Regions from separate parts of the Homo sapiens genome. Here region 1 is linked to region 2. The links are chromatin loops, found by intact Hi-C in ENCODE. Cell type or tissue: CD14-positive monocyte. All regions are shown on one strand. Links, peaks and the distances in the headings refer to the core of each region. The heading gives the core; the rest is flanking DNA. Region 1 overlaps CACNA1D (calcium voltage-gated channel subunit alpha1 D). Region 2 overlaps CACNA1D (calcium voltage-gated channel subunit alpha1 D).

The links. Peaks named below come from ENCODE experiments on the same cell type or tissue, not always from the same donor. Only the 100,000 strongest peaks of a DNase experiment are listed, where the experiment ranks them.
Region 1: a loop joins it to region 2, with 2.5 times the contacts of the local background. A loop is called at or near these places in 1 of 110 quality-filtered maps.

What each region holds. Positions count from the first base shown.
Region 1 is chr3:53,769,316-53,778,202 of GRCh38, forward strand. CACNA1D (calcium voltage-gated channel subunit alpha1 D) reads left to right here. Exons shown (of 48, transcript NM_001128840.3): 31 at 658-702; 32 at 1,109-1,237; 33 at 3,518-3,583; 34 at 5,272-5,363; 35 at 6,571-6,730; 36 at 7,288-7,415; 37 at 7,545-7,641. Among named protein-coding and RNA genes, the nearest start is that of CHDH, 73 kb to the right of the region's middle. RefSeq lists enhancers at 1-92, 4,705-4,834. In CD14-positive monocyte, for the core only: no CTCF peak of the experiment used is centred there; no DNase peak of the experiment used is centred there.
Region 2 is chr3:53,717,595-53,727,014 of GRCh38, forward strand. CACNA1D (calcium voltage-gated channel subunit alpha1 D) reads left to right here. Exons shown (of 48, transcript NM_001128840.3): 10 at 707-794; 11 at 2,161-2,187; 12 at 4,720-4,880; 13 at 5,840-6,065; 14 at 6,198-6,405; 15 at 9,285-9,405. Among named protein-coding and RNA genes, the nearest start is that of CHDH, 120 kb to the right of the region's middle. RefSeq lists enhancers at 684-1,264, 1,265-1,845. In CD14-positive monocyte, for the core only: no CTCF peak of the experiment used is centred there; a DNase peak (open chromatin) is centred at 3,777; H3K27me3 peaks cover 945 bases.

The DNA.
Region 1 (8,887 bases), core at 128-8,127, 51 kb after region 2:
AAAGACTCATACGGACCTGCACTCCCTCTTATGTGAAAGCTGTCTGAGCTGTGGGGCAGGCAGCGAGGGTTTCTGTAGGGAAGCCTGCCTCTCTCCTCCTCGCCCTGACTCAGTCTGTCCAGCTTTTCAGCAGCCCTGCCTAAGAGGCTGTTGTCAGACATACACCACCCAGGCGTTTAGTCTCATAGGAACAGAGTGTGGTCCAAGGGGGTTTGTGGCCCGCAGGCAGGCACCACTGCTTGCCCCTCTGCTAGAGACATTCTGTTCCTCGGGGCTAGGAGGCCTGCTGCAGAGCGGTTAGTTCCTGAGACCCACAGCCCTGACTAAGCCAAGAGAACTAGCCTCCTCGCGAGAAGCGGGGGCACACTCTGCATCTGTTGAGGTCTTGCAGCACTGCCTTTACTGGATGCCTGTCAGCCTGGGCACAGCATGTCCCCAGATGTGAATTAGAAAGTGGTACTGTGTCCATGCCCATGTCCATGGCTGCCTGCCCTCAAGTCCACCTCCAAGGAGAGCCACTGGTATTTTCTCAGGGAGGGAGCAGGTGTGGTGTCTAAAGATGGGAACCACACATTTTTTTAAAGGGGGAAATGCTCTCTGGAACCATTGACTCCTTCCTGGTTCATTAATCCATTTTCAATCTTTGATTTCTTAAAGCCAACTGAAAGTGAAAATGTCCCTGTCCCAACTGCTACACCTGGGGTAAGATCAGTGACTAGTCCCCAGGGGCTGGGCCTTTTCCTTAAGTTTATTTGACCATGTCGAGTTTTCCACTGGTTTTTCTGTATTCTCCATGATTGTCCTTCCAGAACAGTGTCTGCAGTGGTTTGCATTCATCATCAGTGTCCAGTACTCTTGACCAGCCCAGCGTTCTCCTCTAACACAGTAGAATACGTGGACATGCATGTGCTGTGTGGACGCAGTTTTCCGAGCTCTGTGTTGTTAGCATGTAACTCTTCCTTTCATATCATGCTTTTTAAGATGAAAAGGCCCTAGAATCACATCTTCAGTTCTTACCTCTGTCACCTTTGCATCTGTTGCTGTTTTTCTGAAAGTGTTGCATGTTCTACTTTCCATTGGGTTTGACCTCTCCATGATAACCCTTCAGAACTCTGAAGAGAGCAATAGAATCTCCATCACCTTTTTCCGTCTTTTCCGAGTGATGCGATTGGTGAAGCTTCTCAGCAGGGGGGAAGGCATCCGGACATTGCTGTGGACTTTTATTAAGTCCTTTCAGGTAAGAGCCATGCCAAGGACTTCTCTCTTTGTCTTTGAAGATCATATGTAAGTCAGTGATTGTCCCCATCCTAGAGGACCCAGGCTCCCCCTGTGTGGCCACTCTGTGGACCTAAATCAATAGAAAACATGGAATGCTGGAGAGACCCAAATCAGCATTTCTTGGGTCAATCACATGGGATTACTTGCCTAAAGGAAACAGAAGAGAAAGCAGGAAGGATCCGTAGCTGAGAGATCTGTAGCATTTCCAAGACTGAGAGAGGTGTGGGGCCTGCAGCCCTGCAGTGCCCCCGGGATGCCTGGTGGTGGTGGTGAGTGCCAGGTCCCAGCAGACTGCCTGGAAGCCCAACAGCCTCTCTCTGACACCTTTTCCTCATAAGGCTACAACAGTGCTGTGTCTGTTGGCTAGTCTAGATACAAATCAGAAACCACCACCTGGGCCAGTGCACTATCACTGGGTTATCCTGCACCTGGAAGGGTCACAGAGTTCGGGATGTTTGGGCATACACCATGTCTCATTTGTCACCTCTGATTCTCCAGGCTGGCACAGCTCGGTTCTAGACTTTCCCAAGTAGAACCAGCTTTTCCCGTACCTGCCAGTACCCTGCCCCAGACATTCTAGCCTTCTGGACTGATTCCATTTGGAAGAGAAGGTGTGGGAAATATAGATTCTTAGTAAAAGGTGGACCCATGTAGGGAATTTGTGGATATCTACAAGCATTAGAAAGTGAATCCTGCATCTTCATTTTTTAAATTATTTGACTATTTTTCATTCAAAAGTTATAAATGTTTACAATAACAAATGAAGCTGTCCAAAGGTATATAAAGAGAAATTTCAAACTTGGCCCTCACCCACCCCTGGGGTAACCAGTGTTACCCTCCCAGTAAGCATTTGTCCCTAGTAGATGGGATTTTCACAGGTAAAAGGGAGAAGGGACAGCAAGCGGGGTGGTGCAGGCACTCACAAGGGAAGTCACAGATCCTGCTGGGGAGAATGAGGTTGGAGGAAGGTAAAGTGGGGGCCTCAGGCAGGTGAGCCTTGAACTTGCTAAGGCACAGAATCCTCGACAGTTATTATTCATTTAAAGTACCAAAACTTGGGAACAAACTGCTATAAAAATAGATAATTCAGAGGTAATGTTATCTCACTTTTTAAAGAAATTCTTAAAGATTCAATTTGCCACAGATAAGAAAGTCATGTTCCAGAGCAGCAGTTCATAAAAGCAGAGAAACTGTGCAAACAAAAATCGTAAACATTTGGCAATCTAGGAAGAAAATGCACGTAGGTATGTTGAGGAAAGCCTGAAACGAACTCTGTGGGACCCTGCTGAGCAGTCCAGCTGCAGGGAGGGCCAGGCTGGCAGGCACAGGTCAACAGCTGGCACAGGTCTGAAGGTGGCTGAGCACCTGTGAGCCACTGACTTTCTGACAAGCTCTCTCGGATAGTAGAGAAAGCGGGTGCTTTAAGCATGTGTTCCCAGAATTAAGCCTAACACTCTGGGCACCCTGTGCAGGTAGACGTGTTGGTCACATGTGATGAGGTAAGACAGCAGTTGACATTCAGTGAAAGGACGGGGGATCTGTCAGACACTCGTACTTGTATTTGGTGTTTATGAAGGGAGCCACACTTGGCGACCCCCCAGCTCACTCCTTTTCTTCCCTGGCCCAGCCCCCCAACTTAGCAGTTCTTTCAGAAGGTGTACATCTTAAGAGAGGTATTTTGCATCCTACAGCCACAGCCAGAAAGTGGTTCTTCCCCTCTGACCCAGTAATTCCACTCCTAAGACTTCACCTTAAGGAAATACTTCAGCAGAAGCAAGGTGGTTTTGCATAAAGATATTCCTTTGCGACATTATCTACAATACCGCCCCCCAAAACATACCCACAAAAGAAAGTGGAAGTACTCTAAATGTCCAGTGTTCTGGAATGGTTTGATCAATTATAATTTCACCCCAAAAATCCAGTAATGAATTTAAGGATTATGAGAGTTACGTGTCTGTGTTGAAAATGTTTAGGGTTAGGCTACAGGGTTAATGACCGTGGAAAGCACATCCTGCCTGTAATATTGTAACACTGGGCGTGCATGTGGATGGTGTCTTCAGGACTAAAGTAGTTGGGCAGGGCTGGGATTTAAACGGTTCTTCCTCACTGTCGATATTCTTTCACGGTAACACGTGGAATAGAAAGGAAGCATGTGGCCACTCATGGGTCTTCTCAGGCTGTGGCGGGCCGTCACGGGGACAGCCGGCTGGTGCTGAGCCAAGTGCCTTTTCTCTCCCAGGCGCTCCCGTATGTGGCCCTCCTCATAGCCATGCTGTTCTTCATCTATGCGGTCATTGGCATGCAGGTAAGCTCCAGCCATCTCGCCCTCAGGGGCCCTTTCACTGGGTAGCCCCAAATCTGTGGCAAGATGTACCCTGACCAAGTGAAGTAGAAGCATTGTGATTTTTCAGCCAAATGCCTCTGCTGAAGCCTAGGAAGATGAGAAAGACAAAGCTGCTTAGTAGAGAGCTCCAGGGGAGGCCCAGGCTCAGATGAATGTGGAGAGGTTAGAATGCACCAGGAAAAACTGCATGTCATGGCAGAAGAATTATGCTTTATCATAACAAAGTGAAATTCACTTGAAACTAACTATTTCCAGATGCCAAGACTGAAGAGAGAAGCAAGTAGCCCCTCGTGGGTCTTTTCAGTCTGTGCCGAGCCGTCGCGGGAACAGAAGGCTGGTGCTGAGCCAAGTGCCTTTTGTGACCATTGTTGTGCTTTAGTAGCTCACCTTTAAAAAGAGGCATGAAACTGGGCTCTTCTGTGACCCAAGCAGAGGGGCTGCACCCTGTTTCCCAGTTCCTCCTGGGCATGGGAAAGGGACTGGGCCTGCCTAACAGAGGAGCCCTAACATCAAGTGGGCAGTGGGATGGGTTGTGGGTGGAGGGAGGCAGCCTAGTCTAAGAATGGAGGCAGTCGAAGAGCCCAGGTGGCTGTAGATCTCTGCTGGCAGGCTCCTTGCAGATTCTCCACGTGTGCAGGTGCTGTCTTTCAGGTAAAGGAGGGATGTAAGTCAGAAAGAAGTAAAGTGATTCTATGATTTTTGGGGCAGAGAAATGGTAGTGCTTTTTTCTTTTTTCTTTTTTTTTTTTAAAATCCTGAAAGCATAGAAGCATTTGCAGATCTCTGGGAATCTTACCAGGAGTTATGAAACAAAAGTCAGCATACTTGAGCCTCTGTGATTCAGCAGCACGTGGTGCTATGTGCCCTGGAAGGTCTTTTATCACATATGTTCTCATAAAAAAAAGCCATCTCAGAACTGCAAGCTGCATGGCACACACAACCCCAGATTCACCCAGCAGGCGTTTGTAAGCATCTGCAGGTTTCTCTAGAATGTCAGTCTGCTCCCTAAATCTCACAAGTAAAACTCTTTAGTACCTTCCCATTGCCCTGAAGATAAAGCCCACTCTTCTGCCCGGGGCTCACAGCCCCTGCCTGTTGCCTCCTGCCCTTGTCTCCAGCCTGGTCTTTTATCTGTCTGCTCATCACACGTTATTTTCATTCCCTCGGTATCTATGCTGTCACCCTGCTCCTATGCACATGGTGCTCCCTCCACCCGAAACACTCTTCGCCTTTCCTATCACCTGATGTATCTTTCAGTTCTGAGTTTACATGTCACTTCCCCCTAGAGGCCTTCCCTGACCCAGCCCCCCAGCCTTCAGTAGATGAGCCTGTCTCACGCTTCCCTGTGTGTCTGGACCACCCCAGCATCATCACTGGGGTTTGATGTTGCCTGGCTACCTTTGTGTCTCCCCCAGGGGAGATCCGCGAATGTGAGACCGTGCCCCTCTGGAGCACCACGTTCCCAGTGTGTAACCTGCTGCCTGGCACATGGTTGTGCCTGGCAGATCTTTTTTGAATGAGTGAAGTGCCAGGTACCATGAGAAAACCCTAGCTGGTAAAGATCAAACCTGAGTTAGTTCTAAATTCACATACGGATTTTTTTTGCATGACGAAATCTATTCTCTTTTTCCTGACAACTTCTCCACCTAGATGTTTGGGAAAGTTGCCATGAGAGATAACAACCAGATCAATAGGAACAATAACTTCCAGACGTTTCCCCAGGCGGTGCTGCTGCTCTTCAGGTGACTGCAACTGGCTTGGGCGGTGCTCCTGGGCAGGGGGGTCCGCTAGGCGTGGGTCCAGAGGGACGGAGGACACAGGTTATTAAAGCAGTGTGCCTTTCTCAGTTGATTGTGATGGCTTTTTGTTTTTGTTTGTTCTGTATTCTTAAACACAGACCCTAGCATTTCAAACACAGGAATTTTGCTGGATTGTTAAAACTGCTGTGGTAATCCCGATTGTGGCTGGCATAAGGTTTATTCATTTGGGAGTTAGTAGGGCTACTTAGGCCACCTGAAAAATTGTAGGATGTACGTTTATGCATGGAGGCATGCACTTGAACACGACCAGGAAGACAGAAACTTAGCAAAAACGTCAAGGCCTTTTGCACAGCCAGTGGGGAACATCCTAAGATGTATGATTTCAAATTTTTTGGGATTGCTTTTAACGTCAGTTAATTAACTTTGTAAAACAAGCTGCCCTCATAGTGAGAAAACTTTCTAGAGATCATGAAGTATTTCTAATGACTCTAGTGACTGACAAGTCATTTGCAAGTTAGGTGGTTTCCAGCTCTGCCTTCAACAAAATTGAACAGAGACTTAAGTTGTTAAGTATTTTGGTCATTAAAAATAATCAATAGGCCAGGTGCAGTGGCTCACGCCTGTAATCCCAGCACTTTGGGAAGCTGAGGTGGGTGGATCGCTTGAGCCCAGGAGTTCGAGACCAGCCCAGGCAACATGGCAAAACCTTGACTCTACTAAAAATACAAAAATTAGCCAGGTGTGGTGGCAACTGCCTGTAGTCCTAGCTACTGGGGAGGCTGAGCCCAGGAGGTCGAGGCTGCAGTGAGCCAAGATCACACCACTGCACTCCAGCCTGGGCAACAGAGCAAAACCTTGTCTCAAATAATAATAATAATTAATTACTGTTAATTATACAAATGTTTAAAGTAGAGAAGACACAAAAACAAGCATCCATTTATATGCAGACAGTTAGCGCGCTTGCATCAGATGATGGCTGTAAATCCAAGGGAATTGCAGCAGGACCTCCAGTTACTGTGATAAGTTGCACGTGAAAATCAGTAGGAATTTCACATTTCCATTAATTCAAATTGGATTTTCTTCAAATGACTTAGGTTTTGCTCTAATTATGAGTTTTTCTCCCCTAAGATCTAAGCTTCAAATTCCTTCTTTCCCCCACTAAAGCCCCTTTGTTCTTCATCTGAAAAAGGTGTGCAACAGGTGAGGCCTGGCAGGAGATCATGCTGGCCTGTCTCCCAGGGAAGCTCTGTGACCCTGAGTCAGATTACAACCCCGGGGAGGAGTATACATGTGGGAGCAACTTTGCCATTGTCTATTTCATCAGTTTTTACATGCTCTGTGCATTTCTGGTAAGTGAGCAACACAGCTCCCCCTCTCAATTTACAGATGCTTATGTAGCAGTCAGCGTTCACACAAATGGCCTTGCCCTGTCCCATCGCCTGAGGACAATTGATGTGGATGAGCACTCTGGACTCCACTTGGCAGTTGAGGGCTTTTGTTTAACCAGGCGTGTGTCACTGCCGCCACCTTTGTAAGCAGAGATTTGGTGCTCACTAATCGGCTTGGAGCAATTACCAATCACCTTAGCTTCTTAGGGTTCCTTTCTAAAATTTCAAAGCCAGTGCATATGGTGGTGACCTAAGAGTGTGAATTATTTGGTGATAATGAAATTATAAAACTGCAATGTGTTTCAGAAGGCCTTCCTTCCCCAGGACTTAATTAAAGCCATTCCAGAAAGCTAGAATCACACTCTTTTCTTAAACATTCTCCAAATAGAAAGTTTTTACAACTTCTCTTGGAGACATGGGTTCCCATGTTTCATGTCCATGTCATTAGAAAGCCTGTGCTCAGTTCTAACGCAATCCAGCTGCAGCTGAAGTTCTTCCTTTCCTATTTGCTTTTTCAGATCATCAATCTGTTTGTGGCTGTCATCATGGATAATTTCGACTATCTGACCCGGGACTGGTCTATTTTGGGGCCTCACCATTTAGATGAATTCAAAAGAATATGGTCAGAATATGACCCTGAGGCAAAGTAGGTTGAAAAATATTTGATTTGGCGTGTGTGGGTGGATTTTGGAATGTCAGCTTTTTTTGTGGAGTGGACTGAAAGTTCGGGCCAGCTGGTACTGTTCCTGGACCTTAGATTGTATTTTACTTCCAGGGGAAGGATAAAACACCTTGATGTGGTCACTCTGCTTCGACGCATCCAGCCTCCCCTGGGGTTTGGGAAGTTATGTCCACACAGGGTAGCGTGCAAGGTGAGTGTCCTGTGTGCGTGTCTGACAGCCTGTCTTGTAGAAGCTTGCTTCATTTAACAAACACTTGTTAAGTGACACAGCCAGGCCTTCTGTCAGTTGCTAGGGATGCAGCAATGAATAATATGTGGTTCCTACCTCTGGGGAAATCTCAGATTTGTAACTCTTTGGACACCCTCTCAGGAACCATCAGAAGAGGAAGGGAATTCTGTAATTTGTCATTGGGTGGATGGTAGAGAAGGCGACATTTCAGTCCGGTCCAGAAGGAACACAGGAGTTTGTCAGAGGCAGGGAGGGCTCAGAAGGAGGCAGGAGAATGGACATCGTAATGGCAAAGGGTGAGCCATTGGGTCATCCTTTGGCTAGGACATAAGAGGAAGTCAGAAGGCCCCAGGTACAAGCTGAGCCTTCTCTGTCCTGCTGAGGTCCAGGAGAATGGGGAGGAAACGTGAATTTCAGGTTCCCATGTTAGGAAGTTGGCTGTTGGCAATGGAGAAGTAGACCTGAGGCAGGGGGATCAACCAGGAGAGCCAGAACGAAGGCAGCAGAAGTGGGAAGAGATAGGAGCAGTCGCTTGGAGATCCACTTAGGATGTGGAGTGGGGAGGACTTGGTGGCCTGGGTGAGGGGAGGGGGAGTGCTAGGAGAGCACATCTCCCAGCCTCGGCATTGGGGGACATGGTGCTCTGTGTTCCACACGTCCCCTCTGCTACAGAGCTTTGTGGCCACCACAGGAAATGGGGCCCCTTTGCTGGCACACTAGGCTCTAGTCTCTCAGGGATGGATGCAGATCTCCCAGTGCAACGCAGTTCTGTGTTTCCATGCCAGAGCACGCTCTCAGGAACCCTCAGTGAGACTTTTCCTTCCACAGAACTCACGGTGTAGCACCTTACATTTGTTGCAGCGACAAAAAAGATTTTCCTTTTTCAAGGAAAACGCAAGGTTTGCCTCTTGAAACTCTGCCTTCTAGAAATTCATACAGTCTGCATAGCAACTAGTTCTTGCTCCTCATGGATCCAAGGAGATCCTGGGGTCAGGCGTTTTTACCACTCCAGGATGCTGAGCCAGCTCTAGACAGAAACCAAGGTAGCAGAACAGAGTCTAAAATATGTTTCAGACTCTCAAAGAAATCCCTTGAGCCAGACTCATGTTCCCTGCCCTGAAAATCCAGAAAGCCTTCTAGGCAAGGCCTTAGGGTCCTTGCCTCTCTTCAGGCCGGACTCTGGATATTGAAACAGAGCTTGACTTTT
Region 2 (9,420 bases), core at 544-8,543:
CCAGAGTCAACCTTGCCCTCTGCTCACTGGTTGATAATGATCTTCTTCTTCCACTCGTAACACTATAATTCCTTGGTGCTCTAGTTGTTCTTACCCAGCTTACTGGGTAAGAACTTTCTGTGTATTGGCTTCACAAGCTCAGCAGAACTTCAGCATCAGGTAAAATAGCAAAAAAATAGAGTTCTTAACTCTAAAAAATGTTGTGCATGGTACCTTCATGCACTGCCTTCCCCATTCACAATAGCTCTTCTCCCTCAGTATATTTAAGATGATTGACTCATGAAATGTTAGGGTTATTCACAGATGTTCTATATGCACCTTTTGGGGCAAGCAAAGATGTACCTGTAAAGTACATTTTGGTGGCTTCTCAGTGTGATCCCAGAGATGAGGAGGATAAAGTGGTGCTATACCCAGCCACAGGATTCACTTTGATCCCTTAGCTTCCTTTCTTGGAAATGTCTAGGGGGATAGAATGTCCTCCTCGAGGGGGACTGTGTTTCCTACAGGCCATGGGTGCAGAGACTCGCCTGCAGTGGAGATGCCTGGCTCCTTGGCACTCCCTTAGCCCAGCTGAGGCCCTGAGGGCCCTTTTCACCCTCCTCCTGGGTTCCGGAGGTCTGCCTGGTGGCAGAGGCTCCCACCTGGCCTGCCTCCCAGGCGTGCAGTGTGCCCCGCATGCTCTCTGAAGCCCGTCTTCTCCCCACAGCTAGCATGCCCACCAGCGAGACTGAGTCTGTGAACACAGAGAACGTCAGCGGTGAAGGCGAGAACCGAGGCTGCTGTGGAAGTCTCTGGTGAGTGTGGGGAGCACTTGCCCTCTTTCCCCTCCTGTTGTCTCAGAGAAGCAGGTGGTGAGGAAGACCGCCCAGGCTGCAGCAGAGCCCCGGGCCATCGCCTTGGGTGTGGCGGGTGGGAAGGCTCCTCGTACCCCACGCCACGCTTCCTCCTGTGCCAGGGCTATCCCTCCTGCACACCTCCCCACCCCCCGCCCCCCCGCCCCCCGGCCCAGCATTTCACATGCCTCTTCCTGTAAGTAGAGCCCGTGAAGAATGTGGTGGTTAACCTGGCCACCTGCTGTGTCCATTAGGTGCTGGTGGAGACGGAGAGGCGCGGCCAAGGCGGGGCCCTCTGGGTGTCGGCGGTGGGGGTAAAGGCCTGATTCTCCTTCCAGCCTGGGTTTGGCATTTGTGCTTTTGAAGAAGAGCTTCTGTGGCAGAGTTGCTGACTAGAATGTGCTACGTATTTAAGTTTTCCTTTGCTCATGGGACCTTCCTAACCTCAGGCCTGGCGGTTGGATGACGAGGCCCTGCCTTCTTGGTGCCTGGCACTTTTTCCCTGGAGCCCTGCACCAGCCTCTCCTCATGATGGAAGGCACCATTGCATTAACACTCACTGGCTTTTTTCTAGATGATTTGGGCTGTGGCAGCTGGCGGGGGGGCTGGGGGGGACCAGCAGTGCAGAATGTGCTGGGCACTGTCTGCCGTGGGGGAGCCCTGTGCGGTTTGGTTTTGTTTGCTTCTTGCTGGTATCCTTCAGGTCTTATCTCTGTAAAGTGCAGGTGTCATTTTTAAGAGAACTCAATCTTACTCTTGGCAGAGTTTCATAAAAATGATGTGTTATGGGCAGAATATGCAACCATTTGTGAAGTGATTTTGCCTCCATTCTCTTGCTCTGCCCTCTCTGAGACATCATGAAGCAGACAGAGAATGGGTTTGTCATCCCCACTTTACAGATGAGAATGCTGAGGCCCAAGACCTGCTGCTTTCCCATACTCACCCAGTGGGAGAATGGCAGTGCTGGGACTCCTAGTGCAGTGCTCCCTCTGCGGTAGTAGCAGCAAATGCTGCTGTCGAGATGAGTGGCAGGAGAGACTCTGCTGCCTTCATTTTGGCCCCTGCATCACTGCCTGCTGCCAGGGCCTGCAGGGAATCTGGCCGAGTCTTCCCTGACCTGGGCCTCGAGGGTGCTCAGTCTGCTCCTCTGGCCCTGGCAGCATCCTAATTTCTGCTCTGGCCTTGCCCCTGCTGGCCTGCTGTGGTAACCAGGGGTGCTAAGTCCAGGCTGTATGCATGGCTTTTATGATATCTCAGCTGAAATGATGGGGAGTGTGTGCTCAAGCCCTCGGAACCAGAATCTTAACACTTTTTGTCTTTCTTTCAGTCAAGCCATCTCAAAATCCAAACTCAGGTCAGTATCTTCTTTCTGTTTCTTCGTCAGCCTGTGTGTTGCCTTTGTATGTTCTCACTTCTGAATTTTACGTAGTATTGCTCTGGACTTGAGTTTTCCTCTGTGGATTATAACATTGATACTGAATTGCAGTCAGTCAATTGAATCCTATGAGCCTGGCTTAGGGGGAGATCTTAGGTGCCAAAGATCTCCCTCAAAGTAAACCAATAAGACTCAGTAACGAGTTTTGCCTCCCCATTAATCCTCCTTATCCTCTGAGTCATTTTCCTAAGAGAGCTGCTGCTTGTCACTTTTCTGCTCGAAAGCTTTCCATAGAAAGGGAGTTCAAGAAGTCTTCCAAGGTACTAGCATTTCTTGATGTGCATGCGGGTTACGTGTTCAGTTGGTAAAACTCATTGAACCATATACCTATGATTAGTGTACTTTTTCATCTGAGTGTCATTTTTCAACAAAAACATTTTCCTACTATATATAAACACTAACTTAAAATAGGCAAAGACCTAAATATAAAATATAAAATCATGAACATTCCAGAAAGAAAACAGGAGAAAGTCTTTGTGATCTTGAGTTATGCAAAGGTTTCTTAAGATACAACACCCAGTATACTTTCTGTAACAGAAAACAAACAGATAAATTGGTCTTTGTCAAAATTAAACTTCTGTTCTTCAAAAGAAAAGAAAAAGGTTAGCTTCAGACTTGGAGAAAAATATTTGCAAAGCATATTTGATAAAGGACTGGTATCCCATATATATAAAGATTAATGCATAAAGGAGAGTGTCAATAATAGAAAAACCCAATAAAAAATGGGCAAAATTTTTAATAGGCATTTCACCAGAGAAGAGATGTGGATGGCAGATAAGCACATGAAATGACCATCAGTTGTTACAAAAATGCACATTAAAATCACAGTTAGATACCACTACACATCTATTAGAGTGAATCAGATTTAAATATCTGACAATGACAAGTTCTGACAAGGATGCTGATTGGTGGGAACTTTCATACAGTGTTGATGGACATGTCAAATGACACAGCCGTTAAAAAAATAGTTTGGTAGTTCCTCATAAAGTTTAAACATATATTTACCACGTTTATATTTGGCCCAGCCATCCCACTTCTAAGGTGTTTGTATAAGAGAAATGAAGATATATGCCTACATACAAAGTTGTAACATGAATGTTTGTACCAGTTTTATTCATGCTTACCCCAAGCTGGAAGTAACCCAAAGGTCCATCAAATGTGAATGGGTAGACACACTGTGGTTCACCAGTATGATGGAGTACTAGTTCATGTCTGCTGAGTTATGCATCCTAGGAGAAACCCAGCTGTGAGCGGGACAGTCTTTAGTGTCCTTAGTAGAGTTTTTCCACGCTGGCCAACATGTTAGAAGCTGCTCTTTCCATTGGAACCTGCACAGCAAGAGTAATAATAAAATACACCTTACTTGATCCAGGTTTTGGTAAAGAGTTGGCACAACTCTTTCTCTGCTCACTTCCTGGGTTACAGATTTTCTTTTTGCCTAGCAACACAGCTGAGTCAGCCAGGGCTGCAGCTTGGGTAGCCTGGAGATTCCTCTTGACTCAGGCCCCCAGAGGAAGTACCCCATTGTCGTTAGTGAGGCAGCACAGCCTGGAGAGGACTGACTTTACCAATTGGCTGACCTTTCCACGGGATCTGGGTCACTGAGCTGCAGCTCATGGCACACTTTACCAAAGCATCCCCTTGTGGCAGGGAAGGTTTTCTAGAAGGAGACAGGCTAAGGGAGAGAATATTTTCTCTAATCACAATCAGGAACTGAAGGTAGGTGGAGGACATGCTACTTGTCTGTTTGGCTGAGCTCATTTTATTTTTATGAAAACACGATTCAATATTGGCTCTTCTCCTAAAGGTATATTTTGAGCATCACTAGTTAGAAAGGGCACCTGATGACTCAGTATGAAGATTCATGTCCTACTCAGCTTTGACAACTCTGCCAGGCTCTGGAGGAACCTCAGAGATTTAAGAAAGGATTGAAAAGGTTCCCTTTAAAAAAAAAAAAACTAGCTTTGTAGCACTTTGCTGCCTGGTAAATTCTGTATGGTGATTGAGATGCTGCAAGAGATGTGTATAATAAGCGAAGTGGCTCTCTGCACTGATTGCATGAGCAGATCCACGTCCCATATGGTGGATATAGGAACTGCATATGTGTGCAAGTGTAGTTTTGCATCTGCACGTGAATCTATGAATATCTAGATTTTCTAACCCACTTAAGGGCTGCATATGACAGATTCTGGAGTTATCTATAAGCCATAAGGAAGGACTGATAGCATGATCAAGTCAAGATTATACTTTTAAAAGTCGCATTTTAAGACCAACATAATTTTTATGATGAAGTCTGTTAATTTCTGTGCCATTTGTGCTCATCTTTCTTTCCTGCACTCCCACCCCAATCTAGACCTCCAGAGTGAAAGCCAAATTATCTCTCAATCATATTTATTGGATACTCAGATGCTGTATCTGTCATCTACGTAGTAATGTTTGCTTGTCTTTTAGCCGACGCTGGCGTCGCTGGAACCGATTCAATCGCAGAAGATGTAGGGCCGCCGTGAAGTCTGTCACGTTTTACTGGCTGGTTATCGTCCTGGTGTTTCTGAACACCTTAACCATTTCCTCTGAGCACTACAATCAGCCAGATTGGTTGACACAGATTCAAGGTACAAGCAGAGGCCATTCCTTTTTTGTTCTGAACTAGAGATTTCTGTGGCTGTCCAACTGCCATTTGGTCTTATCTGATCGCTGCATGATGAAGTATCGCAACATTTCTAGTGAGGACAAACTTGGTAGAACCATCCAGACACAGCAACTACCAGAGCGAGGGTGCCATCTGTGCCGCGTGGTGAAGCACCTTGGAGCCACTTAATGCCAAGCATCTAATTGTCCTAACCCTGAGCCAACCTAGGACCAAGAATTCTTGAAGCTGGAAGGGACCTCGTAATCCCTGCTCCCTGCCCTCATCGGGGAAGCTTCATTTTCCCCTATAGTACTTCTGGCAAATGGTTTTGGTTCCCCTGCTTTGAATGCTCCAGCACTGGGGTGTGGGACACTCATCCCTAGAGACAGCCCATTCTGGGTTTGACAGTTTTGAGCCTTTGAAAAGTCCTTCCTTTCATCCAGTCAAACCCGTTTCCCTCTACCTCTCCAGCCTGCTTGGTGATATTTTCAGCTGTTAGAAATGACATTGATAGGTGACTGCTTCTGATATCGTCATGCCATAAATGAATTCAGACAGATCTTTTCTGTGTGATTGAATGAAAAAATATGTATAACCTGATGGTGTCAACGCAGAATCGTAGGCTTTTAGGGCTGGAAGGAGTCAGAGATTATGTGATGAGCTGCCCCTTCCCATTTTGTCATCAGTGACACTGAGACCTGGAGAAATCAAGTAACTTCTCCAGAGTCACACACATAGCTAGTAGCAGAAGCAGGACCAGAACCTGGTGGACAGACTGTCCACGCGAAGGCCACGTTTCTGTCCTGAGTGAGGTAGTGAAGAGAGAGACAAGGTATTGGCGTATTTCCTGTGGGGCCTGATAGGGAGGGAGGTGTGAGGGGCACGAGCAGTCTGAGTGTCTTGCAGGAGACCCTGAGGATGGGTGCCCCTTTGTCTTTCCAGATATTGCCAACAAAGTCCTCTTGGCTCTGTTCACCTGCGAGATGCTGGTAAAAATGTACAGCTTGGGCCTCCAAGCATATTTCGTCTCTCTTTTCAACCGGTTTGATTGCTTCGTGGTGTGTGGTGGAATCACTGAGACGATCTTGGTGGAACTGGAAATCATGTCTCCCCTGGGGATCTCTGTGTTTCGGTGTGTGCGCCTCTTAAGAATCTTCAAAGTGACCAGGTAAGGAAATGTGGGTCCCACTGCAAATGTTTTATGAACATGAGGCGGCAACCAGTCACATCCCCGGGCAGGTGATGTTCTGCTCTGTCCTGCATGGGTGTTCTGAGCTGACACCCTCATCTTGACTTATAGGCACTGGACTTCCCTGAGCAACTTAGTGGCATCCTTATTAAACTCCATGAAGTCCATCGCTTCGCTGTTGCTTCTGCTTTTTCTCTTCATTATCATCTTTTCCTTGCTTGGGATGCAGCTGTTTGGCGGCAAGTTTAATTTTGATGAAACGCAAACCAAGCGGAGCACCTTTGACAATTTCCCTCAAGCACTTCTCACAGTGTTCCAGGTGAGTCCTCCCTCCATTCCCCGAAAAGCACTTCGTGAGCAGCAGCTAAAACTCCTCTGCCTTCTTGTCTGCTCACACTCAGGAAGACAAAAGGACTCCATTTTTGTTCATCTCTGCCCTAATCATAGCCTGGTAAATTTTGTGCCATTTAAGTTATTCGTTCTGCATCATCCTCCAGCTGTCTATCTTAAGTGATGTAATTTTTTTAAAGACTTCTAGCTACATTACAAAATAATAAACCAAAAAAACCGTTTTTCACACTCAAGCTCTTCCAAGAAAACTTTTTGATTGATTTTATGAGGTTTCTTTGAAATAGACTCTAAAATTCTTTTCTCTTTGGTACTTTTTGATGGCAGGCCAGTTCATAATCCTAGTTATAATAGATTTACACAAGAAGTGAATTCTCATGCCTCCATGCTTTGGTGTGTAGTTGGAGGAATCAGAGTGGTAGGAACTGTGGCAGCCATTGGTCCCTTCTGTCCTCCTCCTGGGATGCAGTGAGGACACAAAGATTCTGAGGGTGCCTGTCCTGTGGGGCCTCTGCAGGCAGTAGCTGAGAAGGGAGCGGTGGTTGCAGAGAGGCACCGATGGCTCTGCTGCTCAGAGCAGCAGCACATGCTCCCCTGACTCTACGCTGAGGTGCTCAAAACCCTCCTCCTTGGACAGGGTCTGATGGGGAAGTTTAAAAGACCCACCTGTCCTCATTGCTTTTCCTGTGTGATGTGAGCTGCAGAGCCCTGCCAGAGAGGAAAGGCAGCAGACAGCTGGGTCCTGTGGTGGCCCTTTCCATGCCCAGCTCTCTGCTGTGGATGAGTCACTTACCCATTTCTGAAGAAATCCAGAGACCAAAGGGAATGATCTGGACAATTCTCTCCCACTTGGTCATTTTCAGGTATATATAATCTGCTGTAAGCCATAGTATTGTTGTTTGAATTATACTTAAATTTTGGCTGCTGATCAGTGATTCTTTTTTAAAAAAAAATTTCTTTCAGAGAAACTGGTGTCTTTTTTTTTTTTTGGTAATGCATGCATATGGCACAAAATTCTAATGTTACAAATGAATAATAATTCTCCCAGCCAGCCACAAATTTCCTCTTCTAGGAAGCAACCACCATTAAACAGTTTCTTGTGAATTCTTAGATCTGCATTTTCTGATAGCTACAACTCAGTTAAGCTACCTATAGGAGACTTTCCACAGACAGGAGCTCACTGTACGTGCTGTTTTGCATCTTGCTTTTATCACTTTGAGTGTCCTCAAGAGCCTTCCTGCTTGGTCCATAAAAGGCTGCCCCTCCTTTGAAACGCTGCGTCCATGCGGTGGTAGATGTGCCGTTGTTCATATGACCAGTCCCTTGCTGACAAGCATTGAGTTCTGTCTGGTCTTAGCCCACATACACAGGGCTCCAGTAGGTGACCCTGAACACGCATCAGAGGGCACATGTGTTGGCTGTAGATCTGTGGGATAAACTCCCAGAGATGGAATTGCTGCTTTAGAGGGTGTGTCCATTTTAAATGTTGACACACGTGCCCAAGTGCTCTCCTTATGGTTGTATTAGCTCATTGTCTTCACACTGCCCATTGCCTCACTGCCTCTCCCCTCAGTGGAGAGCATGCTTTGGGATGCCCATCAGTTAGGTGAAAATGGCATTTCATTGTACTTTTAAAAGATACTGTTCTTATCAGGAGTGAGGTTGAACGTCTTTTCCTATGACTCAGAGCCATCAGTAGTGCCTTTTCTGTGAATTACTTTATCTTTTCAAATCATTTGCCCATTTTTGTTTGGTTGTGATCCATAACAGTTTAAATTTTAAAAATATCTAGTTCAGATTGAAGATAAAGGAGCTCTGTCTGTCGTCGGAAGATAGCATTTTTTTCATTACTGTTCTTATTCATCTGATTCTATTTCATCATGGATTGAATTATCAAGTATGATCAGTAGAGAAGATTAAATTTCAGGTCATTGGTGATATCTACTCTTGAGGTAGTTTTGTAAATTTACATGAGACATTTAGAATTTCCTGCTTTTGTAATTTCATAGGTATAATTATCCATTTCCACAGTTGATGGACTATGTGGAATGCTATGCAGCAGTTAAAAGAATGAGATGCACCTTCTGACACAGAGGGTCTCCAGAGTATGTTGTTGAATGAAAAAACAAGCCAGTTGCAGAAAACTTTGCATAGCATGATATCCTTTATGTCTGAAAACTCAGAGAAGACACCTAGTGCTTGTTTTCTTTGTGTGTAAACGTGTTTAAATCTGTAGTTGAAGGTTCCAGAGAGACACAGAAAGAGCATGCTTTCTGGGGAAGGGACTAAAACTGGGCTGGGGTGTAATCAAAAAGCACATAAATCTTGGCTGGGTGAGGTGGCTCATGCCTGTAATCCCAGCACTTTGGGAGGCTGAAGTGGGCGGAACACTTGAGGTCAGGAGTTCGAGACCAGCCTGGCCAACTGCTGTAACACTCTCTCTACTAAAAATATAAAAATTAGCCGAGTGTGGTGGTGGTCACCTGTAATCCCAGCTACTTGAAAGGCTGAGGCAGGAGAGTTGCTTGAACCGGGGAGGTGGAGGTTGCAGTGAGCTGAGATCAAGCCACTGCACTCCAGCCTGGCAATAGAGCGAGACTCCATCTCAAAAACAAACAAACACTTAAGTCTTAATAATAAGGTTATTTTTTTTCACTCAAAGAATTATCTATTTGTGTAATTAAAAAACAGTGTTTTAGAAATTCCATGGGATAACAGATGGATTTGTTCAGTGCAAACTGGACTGTGAAAGGCAGCTTAAACCAGATCTAGGCAGCCACCGAGGGGCTCTAAGAGAGCGGCTGCAATTTGTGAATCCACCTGCTGGCTGATACCAGTTTGGCTTCTCAGATCCTGACAGGCGAAGACTGGAATGCTGTGATGTACGATGGCATCATGGCTTACGGGGGCCCATCCTCTTCAGGAATGATCGTCTGCATCTACTTCATCATCCTCTTCATTTGTGGTAACTGTATCCTTCAAGCCG